Regions from separate parts of the Homo sapiens genome. Here region 2 is linked to region 1. Evidence: chromatin loops called from intact Hi-C (ENCODE). Cell type or tissue: PC-9. All regions are shown on one strand. Each heading gives the region's core, and the rest is flanking DNA. Links, peaks and the distances in the headings are about the cores only.

Region 1 (8,586 bases), core at 285-8,284:
AAGTGCTTTGCTCTGGGCTCCCCTTGCATCTTACCCCCACCCAGGGCTTTTTAGTTGAAGTTACAATGTGAACCAAAACCTAGAAGCATGAGAGATTAAAGAGCCTATGGTGGGAGCCCATGGATAAATACTCCTCTTTCCATCTGCAAGGAAAGGATTCAGAAATGTGTTCCATGGAGCTTCTCTGGTGGTCTTTGCTAAACAAAGCAGCCATTCTCCTGAAGCAATGGCCAGCTTGATAACACATCCTTGTACTGGCGCTCCATCCTTCCCTGGTTCTCCCCATCTGTTCCTCACATGCTTCCTGGGATCACACTTCCCAAATAAAATATTTTCAGCAAGTCCTTGTATCATGCTCTATTTTCTGGCAATCTCAGGCTAAAACACCTACGACTAATGCTAAATACTTACGTCAAGGGACGGCCAAATGATTTTTCAAACTGCCCTATGAGGATTTTACTTTTAAACAAACGTGTACCCAAGGACACCTGTGTTGGGGACCTGTTGTACAACTAGAAGTTTTCTGAATCAATTTCAACTTAGACTGCAAGGTTTATTAAAAAGTAAGTAATTAAAATATGCTAATTTTGAATTTACATATATGTAATTAAAACTCAAAACAGTAACTACAGGAATTTTTTAGAACTTAGACCAAAATGATCTTGTTACAGAGGAATATTTTATCACTGACATTTTTTAGAATTGCAACTACAAAGTAATACTAAAAAAAAAGACTGATTTTCTTTTTAAATTCTCTACAGATAGTGCTCCCACCCACCCGTTTGCCTGCTTGCTGTGCAGATCTCTCCTACTGGCCCACCCTTGGTATACCACTAATTGTACTTGCAGGTGGCCTTCTTTGCCACTCAACTATCCTAAGGCTGATCAATTTCAATCCCTCTTATTTTGGAACAGCAACCAAACCAAACTTGGACACACTGAGGTACTCTATTTTCGGCAAGCAAATTGTCCTACTAACTGTCTTTATCCTTTGGGAAACTCCTTCTATGCCCCTGTTTTGGCTACTGCTTTCTTCTCTTTGGCTAGACAGAGAATAAACGTAATGTCAGAGACTCATTTTTAACACATCTATAATTCTATGTTCTTTAGGCCACTCCTTTTTCTCTTTCTTACTCATTTGTTCATTCACTCACCCATTCATCTGTTCAAAAATTATTTTTGAGCAGCTGTGTACTTGGCTCTCTTTTAAGTGTCGGGGATGTAATGATTAGCAAAAACTGATGAGATATCTACCCTTATAGATCTTTGGGCCAGTGGAGAAGTCATTAATCAAATGATCAAACAAAGAAAAGCAAAAGTGAGAAGGGCTACAACTGCATGATTCAAGTGGTTTAGTTAGCACCACTGCCGTTCCAATGAGGGGGAATTTTTATTCATCTCTCTAATTTATTTACAAGCTAAAGTTCAACACGAACAATGACTAATGAGCATAAAGGATATTTAGTGTTACACCTGTTATATGTTTTGACATAATGTTATAAATAAGGGCAAATGTTATCAAGTACCAAGTTATTAATAGTACCAGGATCCCACTTTATCATCTTTAGCAAAATTTTCATCCACCCTCTTGGCCTCTGATTAAACCTGCTTTTCTTCAAGTGTCTAGAGGATGGAATATTAGAGTTTTTCATTCAAAACCTCTGTTTTAATCTTACATGTAATTTATGATTTCTTATTGGTGTCCCTATATTTTAGTACAATAGATATATTATGAATGAGATATGCTTATGTACTTTGATTGCCATTTATAACATATTTCTGGAACAAAAGCCTTCCATGTTTAAAATAACTGGCTTACAGACTTTTGAAACATGACTTGTTTGCAAATGAAGATGTTTCTTTACCAATCAAAGGGGAAGTTGTAATGTAATCTAAAAGTGAGGTGATAATTTATTATAGGTGTATTAGTCCATTTTCACACTGCTATAGGGAACTGACTGAGACTGGATAATTTATAAAGGGAAGAGGCTTAATTGACTCACATTTCTGCAAGGCTGGGAAGACCTCAGGGAACTTATAATCGTGGCAGAAGGCAAGCGGAAGCAAGGCATGTTCTTCATAAGGCAGCAGGAGGGAGAATGAATGCAGAAGGAAATGCCAAACACTTGAAAAACTCAGATCTCGTGAGAACTCACTATCACAAGAACAGCAGGGGGAAACTGCCCCCATGATCCAATTACCTCCACCTCATCTCTCCTTTGACATGTGGGGATTATAGGGAGTATAAATCAGATGAGACTTGGGTGGGGACACAAAACCTAACCGTATCAATAGGTACCATGAAGTCTTAGAGTTAGAAAAGAAGATAAAGCTTATCTATCTATTTCACTGCCTTTTGATTTGCCTACATCATAGCTGCTATTTCTTTTCCCTAGTTACTTCTCTAGTCCACTTCCAAAAATAATCTAGGTGTAGAATGAAGACTTTTGTCTACTTGCTAAAAGGAAAAAATACACAATCTTCTTCCTTATTCGTTGACTAAAGGAGAAAAGAAAAATTAGAAAGAAATACATCTAAACTAAGGAGCCCCAAAACCAAAGAGAGGGAAAAAAGCCTTACCAAAATGTTGGTGAGTAAATTATAGCAGTTTGTTTTTTATCTGATCTTAATTAAAGTAGGGAAGTACTATTAAGAATAAATGTTGGCATGTTGCCTCAAATTAAGGAAGATCAACATCCTTTTCATTTTGAATTCATGAAAAGGGCTATTTACTCTTATTTTTGAATACTTTGGCTAAACGAGTTAATACCCATTTCATTTCACCAGGGCAAATGTTAGCCATGAATGTTAATGTAATTTTCCAAAAGTGAATTGTATCAAACTATTTGCATAACAAAAAATCACTGTGAACAAGTACCTTGCTGCCTGCAGTTGTGTTGTCAAAAAGAAACTGCAAAAACATCATCTATTTTCCTTTCTTTTCTTTCTTTCTTTTTCTTTTCTCTCTCTCTTTCTCTCTCTTTCTTTCTTTCTTCTTCTTCTTTTTTTTTTTTCTTTTTTTTTTTGACAGAGTCTCACCCTGTTCACCAGGCTGGAGTGCAGTGGTGCAATCACAGCTCACTGCAACCTCCGCCTCTCAGGTTCAAGCAAATCCCCTTCCTCAGCCTCCTGAGTAGCGGGGATTGCCGGCATGTGCCATCATGCCTGGCTCATTTTTGTATTTTTAGTAGAGATGGGGTTTTGCCATGTTGGCTAAGCTGGTCTGGAAATTCCGACCTCAGGTGATCTGCCCACCTTGGCCTCCCAAAGTGTGAGATTACAGGCTTGAGTCACCGCACCTGGCCCTCATCGTCTTCTTTCAAATCTGGTAACTTTGTTCACCTGTAAATAATTAGTTATCAAATATGGTTGACTTTCAGTAAAGTGAAACAACTACTGATTAGGAGGAAGTAGTGGGTTCAAGGAGTTGATAATAGGATTCAGTTTTTTCCCCTTCAACATTTGCTCTTCCAAATTTGAATCAGATTTTTGGTGATTAATAGCTCTTTTCCTCTGGTACTGTTTTAGGAGTCAGTTTGAAACAACGTACTTTTCTTAGTACATTTTCCACTGGGGGAGTCATTAGTATTAATGGAGCGCTGACATCATTCATACACTGAAACCCACTATGTGCCTAGTGGCCAGTGTTGGGCAGCTTTGTGGTATAAATGGTTCTTGACATCAAGAAGCTTACCCACGAACGGAGCACTGCACTTGGGCTTAGGAACACTGGCTCTAAGGGATGTCAATAATCTCTTCAACCATACTACCTTTATTTTCCGTTCTTTGCTACCCTGCAGGCCTAGGAAATTTTCTGGTGACTGCCAGTCTGGGTCTAGTTTCTGTGTTCTCCCTGGCAATTGGTCTTTACCTCTGTGATATCACTTCTCACACAGCTTCATCCTCATCTTTTATCTGTTTTTGTGTCTCCAGTGACTAGGAGCCTCTTTGGGATAAAGGCTGATCTTTTATCTCTGTATTACCAAGGTAAGCTTCACGTGTTGAGTGCTCAACAAACTATTTTTTTGTTGAATGAATAAATATATTAGCCAACCTTATATATTTGGATTTTCAAGAGATCAGAGAGAATGAGGTTATCATACATCTACACTGTCTTAAATTTCTCAAGAGTGAAGCCTAAATCAGTGATTCTCAAAATGTAGTGCCTGGACCAGCAACATCTGCATCAATTTGTAACTTGTTAGAAATGCAAATTCCCAGGCCCCAGACTTAGTGATGCAGACATTCTGGGGGTGCAGCCCAGCAATTTGCATTTCAACAAGCTCTCCTGGTGATTCTGATACATGCTAAAATTTGAGAACCACTGACCTAGATCTTCCCACTCCTTACATGCACACACTGCTCACAGTTCAGTGTAAACCCAGGTGCACCCTGATCCCATGTCTTCAAAAATGGAAGTACCATACTTCTTTAACCCAACTTTTAAATCTATGCAAAGAAAGTCATTAGTTAACCTACTTTGGCAAAAACTCCAAATTATCCTCATTGCTCCCCGATGGTGAGGTGTTTGGGATTGAATTCCCAAATAATTGCTTCAATTAGCCAATTTATTTCACTTAGGTAGGCACAGCTGGAGGTAATAGCATCCACTGTATCCTAAAGGTGTTCCAGCCTCTTCCCCTCAGGTTGAAGCCAACTACAGACCTGCTGAGGAGGGGGAATTAACCACTTGGCGAGAGAATAGAGCCAGTATCTGCACCTATTTGGCCACGTTAACAATTTTCTTTCTTCTACATCCTGGTTCTTTTGATCTTATGCTACTAAGGTCTGGCCTGTGAGTCATAGAAGGAAGTGCTTTCCCATATAGTCAAGCACACTTGGGGAGCATCTCCCCATAGTTGGAATCATAATAGAAGAAGGGAAGTAACTGGAGGAAGTTCAGCTGTCTATTGTCTCAGCTGCTTTGATTTTCCTGTTAAGTGGCATTTTGCATGAATGTGAACTGAAATTGAAGTTTGTGCACCTTTTGAATGTTATTGCCATCATAGTCACGGGGACACACTTTATTTCTGAAAACCTGGGATGAGAATTTTGAGGCAAGTAATTACAAGCAATCCTTGTTGGTATTAAGAAATAATCAGATTATTTACAAGGATTACACATCTTGAAAAATAAAAGAATGCTTCAGGAGCTAGTGACATAGAAAGTATTTTCATTTTCTTCAAGTTGCGCCTAAAAGCAGTAACTTTTTTTTTTTTAGCCATGCTTCAAGTATACTTTCTGTTAAATATTTGAAACCTGGTACCAATAACTTTTTGTTTGCCTTTAAGACAAAATTGACTCACTTGATAGAGTCTTCTCTCTTTCAGAGTTGGAAGGTTTAGGTGAAGAAATGTCTGAAGAAAATTTCATTTCTCAGCACATATTTCTGAGCCTGTTTGGGAGTGACAGTAATGGCATTATAAGGTATTGAAGCGGTGTTCCTGGAAGCTAGTAGAGAGGTCAGAGCAGTGTGAAAATTTCCAGCAAATCTGTCAAGCATCCTGCAGCTCTGGAACATAGCACAGAGTGTTTTCATTAGTGGTCAGAGTCAAGGAAGGTGGTCAAGTCCCAATACTGACATTTAGAGATCACACCATAGTTGATGTTTAGTGTTTTTTAGCTGGGACATGTGTCCAGTGGAACATTCTGAGTGGATATGCATATTTTAGCCCACTATGGTTTAAATATTTGGAAGCTATAGAAAATTCAGGAAACATTAGGTTTTAATTACTGTAAATTTAGGTGTTACTTATGGCAGAGAAGTTTTAAAAATGGTAATATTCTAATAACCTGGGAATAATCCACTCAATAAGAGCCAAGATAGAAAAGAAACCCACTACTTTTATTCATTTCCTAGCCCATTTATTTACTTGTGCAAGCATAAGTAAATCACATAAACACTCCTGAGTGTTTATTATGTTCCAGAAGCAGAGAGCCAAGAGGTCAACATGACAGCTCCTGCCTCAAGGAGCTTTCAGTCTTCTCTACTTGCTTCTACTTATCTCCATTGTACCCTGGAAGACAAGTCAATAGTAATTGTAATTTAGTGTAATACATATACTTGCTTCCTTTCCAGAGTGGCTGTCCCTTTCAGAATACCTCTAAGCCCCCAACCTGCTTCTATTGTACAGAGAAAAGGAAACAATTTTTTTTAAGTGAACAACTATTTGAATAATATTTCCAGAGCAGCTTCTAGGAGCTCAAATCTTTGTCTTTGCTCCACATGGTGTAGAGACCCCAGTCTGGTTCCTCAATAGTTCCCAGGGGATTGTTCCAAATAGTAGTTGGTTTTTTTGGGGGGGAACAACTGAATTCTTTTGAGAATAGGAACAGCTACTGATGGGAGACTGCTCAGTAAAATTCATTCTCTTACCCTAAAAGGATTAGAAACTGCCCTTTTGAGAATGGACTTAGGCAGCTTTGTATTTCTTTATTGTGGTGGTATGTGCCAGTGCAGGAAGGAGACAGCTTCTCTCCTACCTCCACTCTAACATGGCAAACATTTTGTCAGGTAAATGAGCATTTCCCTTAAAACTGATTGATTTGCAAGGAACAGTAGTGTTTAGTCTGAATGATACTCCCAAGCTAAGAAGTGTATCATTGTGGTTTTTTTTTTTTTGCATTAACAAGGGTTAATAAATAATAATCTTTCCTAATTCTTGCTTTTCACAGTGCCAGTCTCTAATTTGACTTGGCATTTTGGGTAGAACTTGATCATGTCCCTGTTGAAGTCACTGAGAATCCCCATCAGCAATCTTGCAGTAATCTTGCAGCAAAATCTGCCACTCAAAACTTCGTGGCTCTTGAATAGAGCCAGTTTGAAATCTTGGCCAGGATCTTTGAACTCCAGCCCAGCCAGGCTGATGTGACTCTGGATTTATCTCTCAGCAGGATGTCTCCCAGAATTGGCAGTCTCTGTCATGTAACAGAGACACACAAGGATCCTGCCAACAGCAAAGGCCAAAGAGCAAAGAAAGAGGAAAAGCAGGGGACATCTTACAGTATCAAGATATTAGTGTTTGCACTTTTTTGTATCTAAACCAATAATTACATGCATGCACGCACGCACACACATACACACACACACACATGTATTTAATATATGCCATCTAGCTAGTCTAACCCAAAATGCTTAACTGCATTAATCATTCAACCAATAATTTTTATATGCTAAATGTAGTGTTTGTCTTTTACAAATTAGTTCTGGCCATGATTACTGCTCTCAATGTGCTTACATTCTAGTTGTGGAGACAAGTTTTATACCCTAATGAAGACCAGTTATTGTGAGAAATATTATCTAATGAACTAGAGAATGGGGCACATAATAAGAGATTTGAAATTTCTGGGAAATGAGAAATTATTACATGCTGGGATAGAAAAGCATCATTGAAGAAGTGCAATGTGGGCTGAATTCTAAAGAGTAGGAGGGATTCAGATGGAATCAATCGGTCATTTCAAATGACATATGTAAAGGGAGAGAGATAGAGGGCAGAAGTGCACAAGACCTACTCAAGCAAGAGCAAGAATATTGCACTCAAGCTTTAGTGCAAACTAGTGATGTAAAGACCATATTTCATAGGGCCTGGAATGCTAGGCCAGGGAGTTTGAATGTCATCTTAAGGCAGCTGAGAGACCTCGAGGATTTTCAGTTGAAAAACATAAGGACAGTGTTTTAGGGGACTAAATGTGGTGACATGATCTTTGAAAAGGGAGAAACCTAGAGGTGGGGCAACTGGTAAGAGAAACTAATGCAGGGGATGAGGGCAGGACTTGGGGTTAGATGGATCTGGATTCCAGACTCAGCCCCTCCATTTCTTAGCTTAGGTAAGCCATATAATCCTTCTGAGTTTCAGGTTTGGATGATAATAATATTTATCCTCTTCTACTGAGAACCTACTCTGCTAGGCACTATTTTAGGCACGGGGATATGGAGGTGAGCAAAATGAATAAAGCCCCTTCCCTGAGCTCCAATCCCTTATGGATATAGGAGAATTGGAAGCTAATTAAATGAGCTAATGTATGTATGTTCCTGATACATAGTAGATGCTCAATAAATGGTAACTAGAAAGTCTACTGTAGTAATAGTCAGGTAATGAAATAGAAAAATTGCAACATTCTTTTCCAAAGCCCTTAGTCTCCGGAGAACAAGCACAGGTTTACATTTCAGGATGTGGATTCCATCCCACTGGCTCTTTCTCAATGCAACTGCTGTCCTTTTGTTCCAGTTTGCTTGGGCTTCAATAACTTGAACATTTCAACGCCTGCATGCACTTAACATTCTTGATGTAAACACACTGAGTTAGACTTTGGTGATCCAGAACTCTTTTCCTTTCTGAGATGCCTGGGCCATGGAAGTCTCTGCCCCCAGTCTTTCCTGTGTGAGAAGCAAAAAGCCTTTCCTTTCCTCAGTCAATACCACCACGCCCTGCTTTTCACCTGACAAGATGATGAGAACTTGAATTATCTCCTGAATATCTTGATGCTCAGTGCTCAGGCCAACTCTGCTAAAACATAACCTATCTCTGAAGGATTTGTTCATGAGCTGAGCAACTAAATCTTTTCTCACCAGACAGTTGACCAAAG
Region 2 (8,586 bases), core at 328-8,327, 67 kb after region 1:
CTCATTATACCTCTCCCAAATAATTATACAGTATGTGCAGCAAGCATTTTAAAATGTGTACATTTCAAACACGGAGCTGGCATTTTACAAGATTTCAGTTATTAGCATGTGAATTCTAACTATTTCCCTACCAAAGGTAACTGATGGTAAAATAAAAATTGTTGACTGTAACTTTTATAGGGAATTTGAATGAGAATGGATATGGCCAAAGAAAAACCTTCTCATTGGAAATTGGACCCTTGCCAGCTTTTGACTTCTAAGAGAGATCTGAAATCTGGGGAAAAAATAGCCAAGTTAAAAATACGATTTTTTTTTTAACTTTTGCTTTGTTTCTTGAAAAGTATAATGGCATTCCCATGTAGTCTTTAGTTATGTTGGATCATATCAACACTGACTTAGATACATCTTCTTAGATATTCAACATATTTTGCTAACTAACCTGAAGAGGTCATTTACACTTTAGTGTGAATAAAACCCAGACCTTTTAGGGATGTCCAATTTTTTTTTTTTTTTCCTTTCCAGAGCTCTACCAGTTCTTGAAAAAAATTTCACAAGTCTGTTGCAAAATGAGTAAAATGAAGTGCAATGTGGTATATTTTTCACGAAGCTGAATTAATTCAATTGTAAGTGCTAATCTTCTGTTTTGAGATTTGATATTTGCAAAGTTTTCTGGGTTGAAGTGTTCATTTTATTATGAAATGGTGGTGGTAGAAGACTGAAGCTTTTACTTTTTTATATTCCTGGCAAAATCCAAAGTTGTTAGCTCTACTTCTGTTTGCCAATTTTTTGTTTGCTTTTAATTGATTGGCCTGTGGCATATGTGTCTGGGAACCACTGGTGTGATAGAAAGAGCCCACGCTCTGGAATCAAAAGCCCTGGGGTTTTCATCCTTGCTGGGTCTGTTATAAGCCAGATGAGCTGAGTCCTTATTGATCCTCATAGAATCTCCGTTTCTCCATTTGTAATGTGAAGGCAATAGAGCTGTTGAGAGAATTAAATGAGATCACATATACAAAATGTCTAGCTCATAGTTATGCTTAATTGACAATAGTTTGTCCTCTTTATTTTTTCATTCAAGAAGCAGATTTTGCAAAAAGAAGATGGAGGATATGATTATTGGTTAAGATTTGGGAGAGGAGGGAGTAAGATAAACAAGTCATACAATAGGAAATAAAGGTTTCAAAGGCAGATTATGTGTGACGAAAACCTTTCTTTCTGTACTTAATAATGTCTTCTGATATTGTGGAAGGCTTCAGAGGTTAGGATATGTCTTGTTGTTTTTGGTCTTCAGTATCTGGCACAGAGCAAGCTCAGAGAAGTGCTACTACAAGTGGTGTGACTCAGGAAGCAGATTCTGATTTGGATAGTTGCCTGCAGAAACTTTATTGGGGTATGTTTTCCAGTAATGTCTATGGGGAAGGTGAAAGAAGAAGGACCAGACAGATGTCTGTACCAGCTTATATGAAATTTTGGAGCTGGGATATCCCTGCAGAATTGTCCCGAACCAGGGTAGAGTGTTCAGGCCTTGATATCACACTCAGTGACCAGTTTTAGGATGTGGGTTAACACAGGGAAAAGGAATGACTTGGGAGAGGTGGCTCTCTTCAGCTGAGGGCAAGCTTGGGAGGAGATTTATCTGTGAGCTCTTAGTTGCCATTGTGGGCTACATTGTGTTCCCTAAAAAGATATTGAAATCCTAACCCCTGAAACTTGTGAATGTGACTTTACTTGGAAATAAGGCTTTTGCAGGTGATCAAATAAAGATGTCATTAGGATGTCCCCTAATCCAATAAAAAAGGGGAGAATGGACACAGAGACATACATCTGTAGAGGGAGGATGATGTGAAGACAAGGGAGAATGCCACCTACAAGCCAAGGAGAAAAGCATGTGACAGATTTTCGGCCCTCCCATCCCTCAGAAGGAGCCAACCCTGCTGACACCCTGATTTTGAACTTCTATCCTCCAGAGCTGTGAGACAACACATTTTTGTTATTTAAGTCACTCAATATGTGGTATTTCGTTAGGGTAGTCCTGGGAAACTAATGCAGTTGCCAACACATTGAGCAGCCTGCCATCGGTGCTGCAGTCCTGAAGTGAGGCCATCTGGTGGCACACCACAGTAGTTATTACGGGAGCTCCATGGTGCTTGAGCGATAAAGTCTTCAGGTCCCAGCTTGGACCAATGCCGGGTCGTATTTTTCTACTACCTAGGAAATTGACGCATTCTTTCACCTACTGATGTCCACACACCTCCTTGCAATGAAACACTCAGCCACATATGGTTGTCTTGAGCCTGTCTTTAGAAACTGACCAAGGGAGAAGATCTGCACATGCTCAGGAAACATACTTACTCTGAAGTGCCCTAGAAAAGAGGAATATTTATAGAGAAGGGTTTCAAGTCAGGCTAGGACTGTTTTGGGGCTTACTACCACTGTTCTATTGAACAGCTTGTTCAAGGAAATGAGATTTTGAACAAATCAGTAGTCCTGGCTATGAAGAAGGAAGGAGGTACCAAAAATAAAGAATAAAAAATCTTTAAGTCGGGTGCAATGGCATGTGCCTATAGCTCCAGCTACTCAGGAGGCTGAGAAAGTAGGATTACTTGAACTCAGGAGTTTGAGACCAGCCTAGGCAACATGGCAAGACCCTGTCTCTAAAGAAGAAAGAAAGAGAGAGAGAAAGAAAGAAAGAAAAGAAAAAAGAAATAAAAGAAAAGAAAGAAATTGTGTCACAATCTTGTTCAGAGTAAATTTGTTTTTCTTTCTTTTTTTTTTTTTATTTGAAACAGGGTCACACTCTGTCGCCCAGGCTGGAGTGCAGCAGCACAACCTTGGCTCACTGCAACCACCTCTGCCTCCTGGGTTCAAGCGATTCTCCTGCCTCAGCTTCGCGAATAGCTGGGACTACAGGCCTGCGCCACCATGCCCAGCTAATTTTCATATTTTTAGTAGGCACGGGGTTTTATCATGTTGGCCAGGCTGGTCTCAAACTCCTGACCTCAAAGTGATCCACCCGCCTCGGCCTCCCAAAGTGCTGGGATTACAGGCATGAGCCACCGTGCCCGGCCCAGAGTAAATTTTTAATGAGCAATTCCTTCAGGATAGAAGAGAAATGGGGATAAATTCAAATCATTTCAGGTCGATGTTTGCTAGGACTACATGCATCTTCTGTATTATCTTTGGATTTTGCATAGCTTTACAAAAGCAGGTGATGTGTCTCTGTGACTTATTTCTGTCGTCTCAACACTAACAGGATGAACTACACTGGAGATTGAAGAAGCTTTTTTTTGTTGTCAACCACAAAACTTAGAGCCAGGGGGTATATGAAATCAGATTACATGACACTCTTGTCTTTTTCATGCAACTTGTGGGTATTAGCTACATTCTTCTTCCATTAACAGAACAGTGGGAGAGGAGGAATCTGTTATCTCACTCATGTTAACACTAAATTGTCATCAGAATTTGAATTGTAAAATTTTTATTTCTGGTCAGAGGCAGGATGAAAACCACTTGTTTTTATAAACTGCACTTCAGGTAAATACTCAGGCTTTGAGTTTGAAATAGGTAATTGTTAAATGGATATTGAAGGCATGATTAAAGACCTTCATTATTTGCACATTTTCATCTTTGGATTGTATATACACTCACACCCATTAAAGGAACCATACAACTTAGTGTAGAAAGGCCCAAATTCCATCCCTTGCTGCAAACCACATAACACAGCAGCACAGATTCAGTACAAGCACATAGTAGGTGCTCAGTAAAGATCTTCTGAAGGAAAATCTGTGCTGCAAAATAAAAACAAGTGTCCCGAAAGAAATATGTCAAGTCTCTACTAAAATTTCTCTTTCAGGAAAGTAGATCAATCTCTTAGATGGTGTTTGACTCAGATACCCCATGTTTCCTTTTACTATACTTCATTTCGCATGTCCTCTCAGAAGTCCAGAAGTGCCTGGAATTTATTTCCTAAGTGGGGAGGAGGCAGGATTGTGAGAGTCCAGATCTCACTGTTTAAGGTAAGGGAAATCTGGTAGTAACTTTCCTTAAGGCTTCAGTCTGGAGCTAGCTACTCTTAGCAGGATTTTGCCAGGGATCTCACCTTTGCTGAGCTGCTTCTTGTCCCATTCTGTTCCCCAATTCCATTGTGTATTTATTCTCATCTCAGAAAACCCTAACCTAAAAGCATTCTCTCTTGATTCCTGGTTCATCTCAAAGAACTGCCCCATTTTTCTGCTCCCTTTCACAACAGTTTTGCAGTCTTCCTGCATCTAATTCTTTTCTCCTTCCTTGCTCAAACCACTCAATACAGTTTTCCACACTAAACACTCGACTGAAACTCCTCTTCTCAAGATCACCAGCGACCTCTATCTGGCTGAATTCAATGGCTACTTCTTGTTCTCATTGTACAGGACTTCTAAGCAGTATCTAGATAATCTGACCATCCCCTTCTTAGGGAAATGCTCTCTTTTCTTGTCTTTCTTGATACCACCCTCCCACAGTTTTCTTGTTACCTCATTGGTCATTCCTTCTTCACCTTTGAGCTGGTTCCTTCTTGGTTGGCCTATTAGATGTTGGAATACATAATGGCTTAGATCTTGGTCTCTTCCTTTCTCCTTCTATGCTGTGTTTCTTGGATATGCTGGAGACTGCCCAATTTGTGCCTCTTCCCCTGATTCTTCCATTAAAACTTGACTGTATATCTACAGACTGCTTCACTTGTGTATTTAATATGCGTCTAAAACGAAAAAGCCCAAGAGAGAACTGCTGTTTCTGTATGGCAATACCACTTAACAAACACAATGAAAAATTCTTTTTTACTCAGTTTTCCAGGTCTTCGTAAATATATCACTTTCCAATATGCTGCCCAAACTGGAAAAAGGAGGCATTTCTCATTTCTCTATTCTGCCCTCCCTACCACATAGAATAGATCAGATAATCCCATCGACCATGTCGCTGCAATGTATTTCGAATCTGACTCTCTTCTCTTCATCTCCACTGCTACTACCCAGTTCTTGTCATCATCTTTAATTACCCAGATGACTGAATTCATCTACAAACTGGTCTCTCACTTCCTTTGTTGTCCACTTACTCTTCTCATCCCCTCCCTAAATCATCCTTGTAATACATAATAAGATTACACTAATTCCTTTGCTTAAAACCCTCTGTGGCTTCTTTTCACCCTGAAAATAAAATCTAAAACCCTTGCCCAATTTATAACCCTTGCTTACCTTCTGATTCTTCCCTATTCCCTTAGATTCAGTCATTCTGAACTTGTTTCTCTGCTGGCACGTGACAATCCTTAAAGTCTAGTGCTTGCAGTTCTTCCACATACCATATTCTAGACTGAGATCTTTTCAAGACTGATCCTACTATAGGTGGGAAGCATTTGCCTCAGGCAAACTCCTCCAACTGTTGTAAAACTGAATTCTGTATCCAAGGAGTTTCCACCAATAGTCTAAAGTGTTTAGGATCATTCCAGCCAAGCTAGAATAAACTTGAGCTTCTAATTTGGATCTTAAAACCCAGAGATGGGTTTGTATTGTATAGACTTCTCCAGATTCTTAGCCCTGCCATATCGACCTGTGGTTAGACTTCCATTTGTTGTCAAAAAAGTCTGTTCTTATTTATTGTGAGGTTCTGAAAAGCAGAGACTGTACCACTCATCTGGAAAACTGACACAGCATATGACACCTGTTCAGAAGATGCTCAAAAAGGGTTTACTCTATAATGTAAAGACCAGTGAAGATTGGATTCTGTGATTAGCTTTGAAATTTATGTAACTTTCAAAATTACTCTGAGCTTAACTTTCTTTATATGCACTTTATACAAATGTGGTAAAGACTGAATGAGATAGTGGATATCAAAGTTTTACCACATGGCTGGTACACAGTAGACATTAGAGAAGTCTTCATTTCTCCCTTTCTCCCTCCATATCTTCTCTTCTTAATAGTTTCTTCCTACTGTAGATTTACCTATCATTGCAACCTCAGTGCTAAGCATAGGACTTACATTTTTTTCTTTCTTCATTCCTCTTAATGTTTCCTTCCTTCTCAGCTTTCTCTATTTTAGCCTTTTTCTTTACCATCTCCTTTTCCTCTTTTCTATTCTTCTCTTCTATCCAATATTGAACTAACCTATACTTTTCTCTTCTTTCTCCTTTGCCTTTCTTAAAGTTTAACATTAACACTTACTCCCTCTAACCTACAAAAAAGAGAGGTAGTGGAGACTGTGCTCTTTAGTCAGATCCTAAGTACCAGTTCTCTGTCTGTCTCCGAGAAAAAAAAAAAAAATCTGTGCACTGGAGCTTGTCTTCTACTCCCTACTGAGACAAAAGTGCTTCCCAAGCTCATGCAACCCACATGTTAAAATATTAATAGAAAAAAAAAAACCCAGCAAGGCAAGGGTCACAGCAGTTTGGGCATGAGACCAGCAGGTCTTTTGGAGCCCTCTTCTGTGTGGAGCCAATGGGAAGACTGACATTTAGCGTGCCTCCACACAGAGATGCAGATGGCTTCTAAGCCTATTTCAGTGAACATACGAGGAAGTGGGTGGGGGAGACTGGAAAGAGCCACAATTCCTATCCATGGCATCAAAATGCCAAGAACTGAAGACAATTAAAAATGGATAACTTGAGGGAAAGCACAGAGAGAGACAGTTTGAGTTTTATTAAAATGCATTGAAAACTTTTTTTGTTTTTGGGAAAAAGAATGAAAAATTATTTTGATCTGTTTTTAAGTTAAAGAAAAGAAATATCCTTCAACATTGGCCTCTTCTAAATAGGTTTAGTAGGTAAAAATAAATGCAATCAAATTTCTGACAGTATTTTCCTTTAAAAAGATGCAAATAAATTTGTAATACAGTCAAGCTCCAAAATAACAGATTGAAATACTCAAGATTATAAATTCAAATTTTTTTCCATTGAAATGGCATTTCAATTTCCTTCCCTGGAATACCTTGGGTGGGGGGTCACTATCTTTAAATGCTTTCTGGTTTTCTATTTTTTTTTTCTTTGAGTGGTGGATTCTAGCTGAAACAGTTACAAACAGTTAAGTATATTTGATTAGAGATCACTTGGGATTCATCATCACTTGGGATACTTCATATATGGACAGTATCCATATATGAAGATGAAAAATCTACAAGCTAGAGGTAATTTATTATTTTCTCATAAGCATTTGCATTTATAAAAGTATGTTCTTGCTGGGCGTGGTGGCTCACACCTGTAATCCCAGCACTTTGGGAGGCCGGGGTGGGCGGATCACGAGGTCAGGAGATCGAGACCATCCTGGCTAACACGGTGAAACTCCATCTCTACTAAAAATACAAAAAATTAGCCGGGCGTGGTGTCGGGCGCCTGTAGTCACAGCTACTCGGGAGGCTGAGGCAGGAGAATGGCATGAACTCAGGAGGCAGAGCTTGCAGTGAGCCAGGATGGGGCCACTGCATTCCAGCCTGGGTGACAGAGCAAGACTCCGTCTCAAAAAAAAAAATATTCTTTTATTGTTGGTTCTTACTTTGCCATTACACAGCTTACTAGCTCATCTTTATACTCTAGTGTTTAAGAGCTTAAGCTCAACAGCTATATTTCCCTATATTTTATTTTGGGTCAAATCCCATCCATCACTTACTAGGTGAGTGACTTTGGTCAAATTACTTACTGCTTTCAGCCTCACTATATTCATCCATAGGATGTGGATATTAATATTTGCCCCGTAAGGTCTTTGTGAAAATGACATATGATTCAGCATATAAGGCCTTGAGGATGTCAGAAAGATGGCAGAATCAGAATTTTCAACCTTTGTATCCTGACAGAAACACTGATTTTGACAACCATCCGTGGAGAAGAGCCCAGGAGTTAAGCAGAGATGTCCTGGCATTCTATTGGAAGAAACAAATTTGTGAGTAGGCACACTGAAGAGCATAAGAACAGTTTTACCCTGCCCACATCACTCCTCCCGAAGGTAGCACAGTTCATTGCCAATACAGATCCTCTCAATTTATGAATTTATCCACGGGGGAAAGTGAGAGAGTAGTTGAGTGTCTGCTTCTCTAGCCATGCAGCTTCCTGCCCAAAGGCCCACTTCTTTCTCTCTGCACTCAGAATACTGAGGGGATCAGCATGGCTGAATAGTCTGGGGGCAGGTAGGAGCAGGGAAATGGGGTGGGGCCTCACAGCAACCAGGCATGGAATACAACAAAGGGCCATGGTTTCTACTAACTGCCTTATGACTTCACAAGAGGCCTACCCATTTATCTAGTAGGATGTATCACCTGCATCTTTCCCACCAACACACCCATGCATGCCCCACTGCTCTGTGTGCCCTCCCCTTTTACCATAGCTATTGTGAGTACGCCCCTGCAGACCATGCAGGTGTACACACAGACAACTAGCGCCAACTATGCTGGCTTGAAAAAAGATGCTTAACCTTGACCACTTCAAGATACTACCTTAGGGAAATGAAATGGTAAACTCTCCACACTCAGCCTAGTTTTGTGGAATTGAGAAAAAGCACACAATCCTAAGACTTCCCCCTCCCAAAAGTAACAAAAGGAGTGGAGAGGGTACATCCATAGAAAAATCCTGAA

The links. Peaks named below come from ENCODE experiments on the same cell type or tissue, not always from the same donor. Only the 100,000 strongest peaks of a DNase experiment are listed, where the experiment ranks them.
Region 2: a loop joins it to region 1, with 2.9 times the contacts of the local background. A loop is called at or near these places in 1 of 110 quality-filtered maps.

What each region holds. Positions count from the first base shown.
Region 1 is chr11:92,213,224-92,221,809 of GRCh38, reverse strand. No RefSeq gene overlaps it. Among named protein-coding and RNA genes, the nearest start is that of FAT3, 7.3 kb to the left of the region's middle. In PC-9, for the core only: no CTCF peak of the experiment used is centred there; a DNase peak (open chromatin) is centred at 4,799.
Region 2 is chr11:92,145,966-92,154,551 of GRCh38, reverse strand. It overlaps LOC105369429 (a long non-coding RNA gene), which reads right to left and starts at 8,143. Exons shown (of 3, transcript XR_947893.1): 1 at 7,937-8,143; 2 at 4,512-4,735; 3 at 649-981. In PC-9, for the core only: CTCF peaks have their summits at 4,142 and 4,345; no DNase peak of the experiment used is centred there.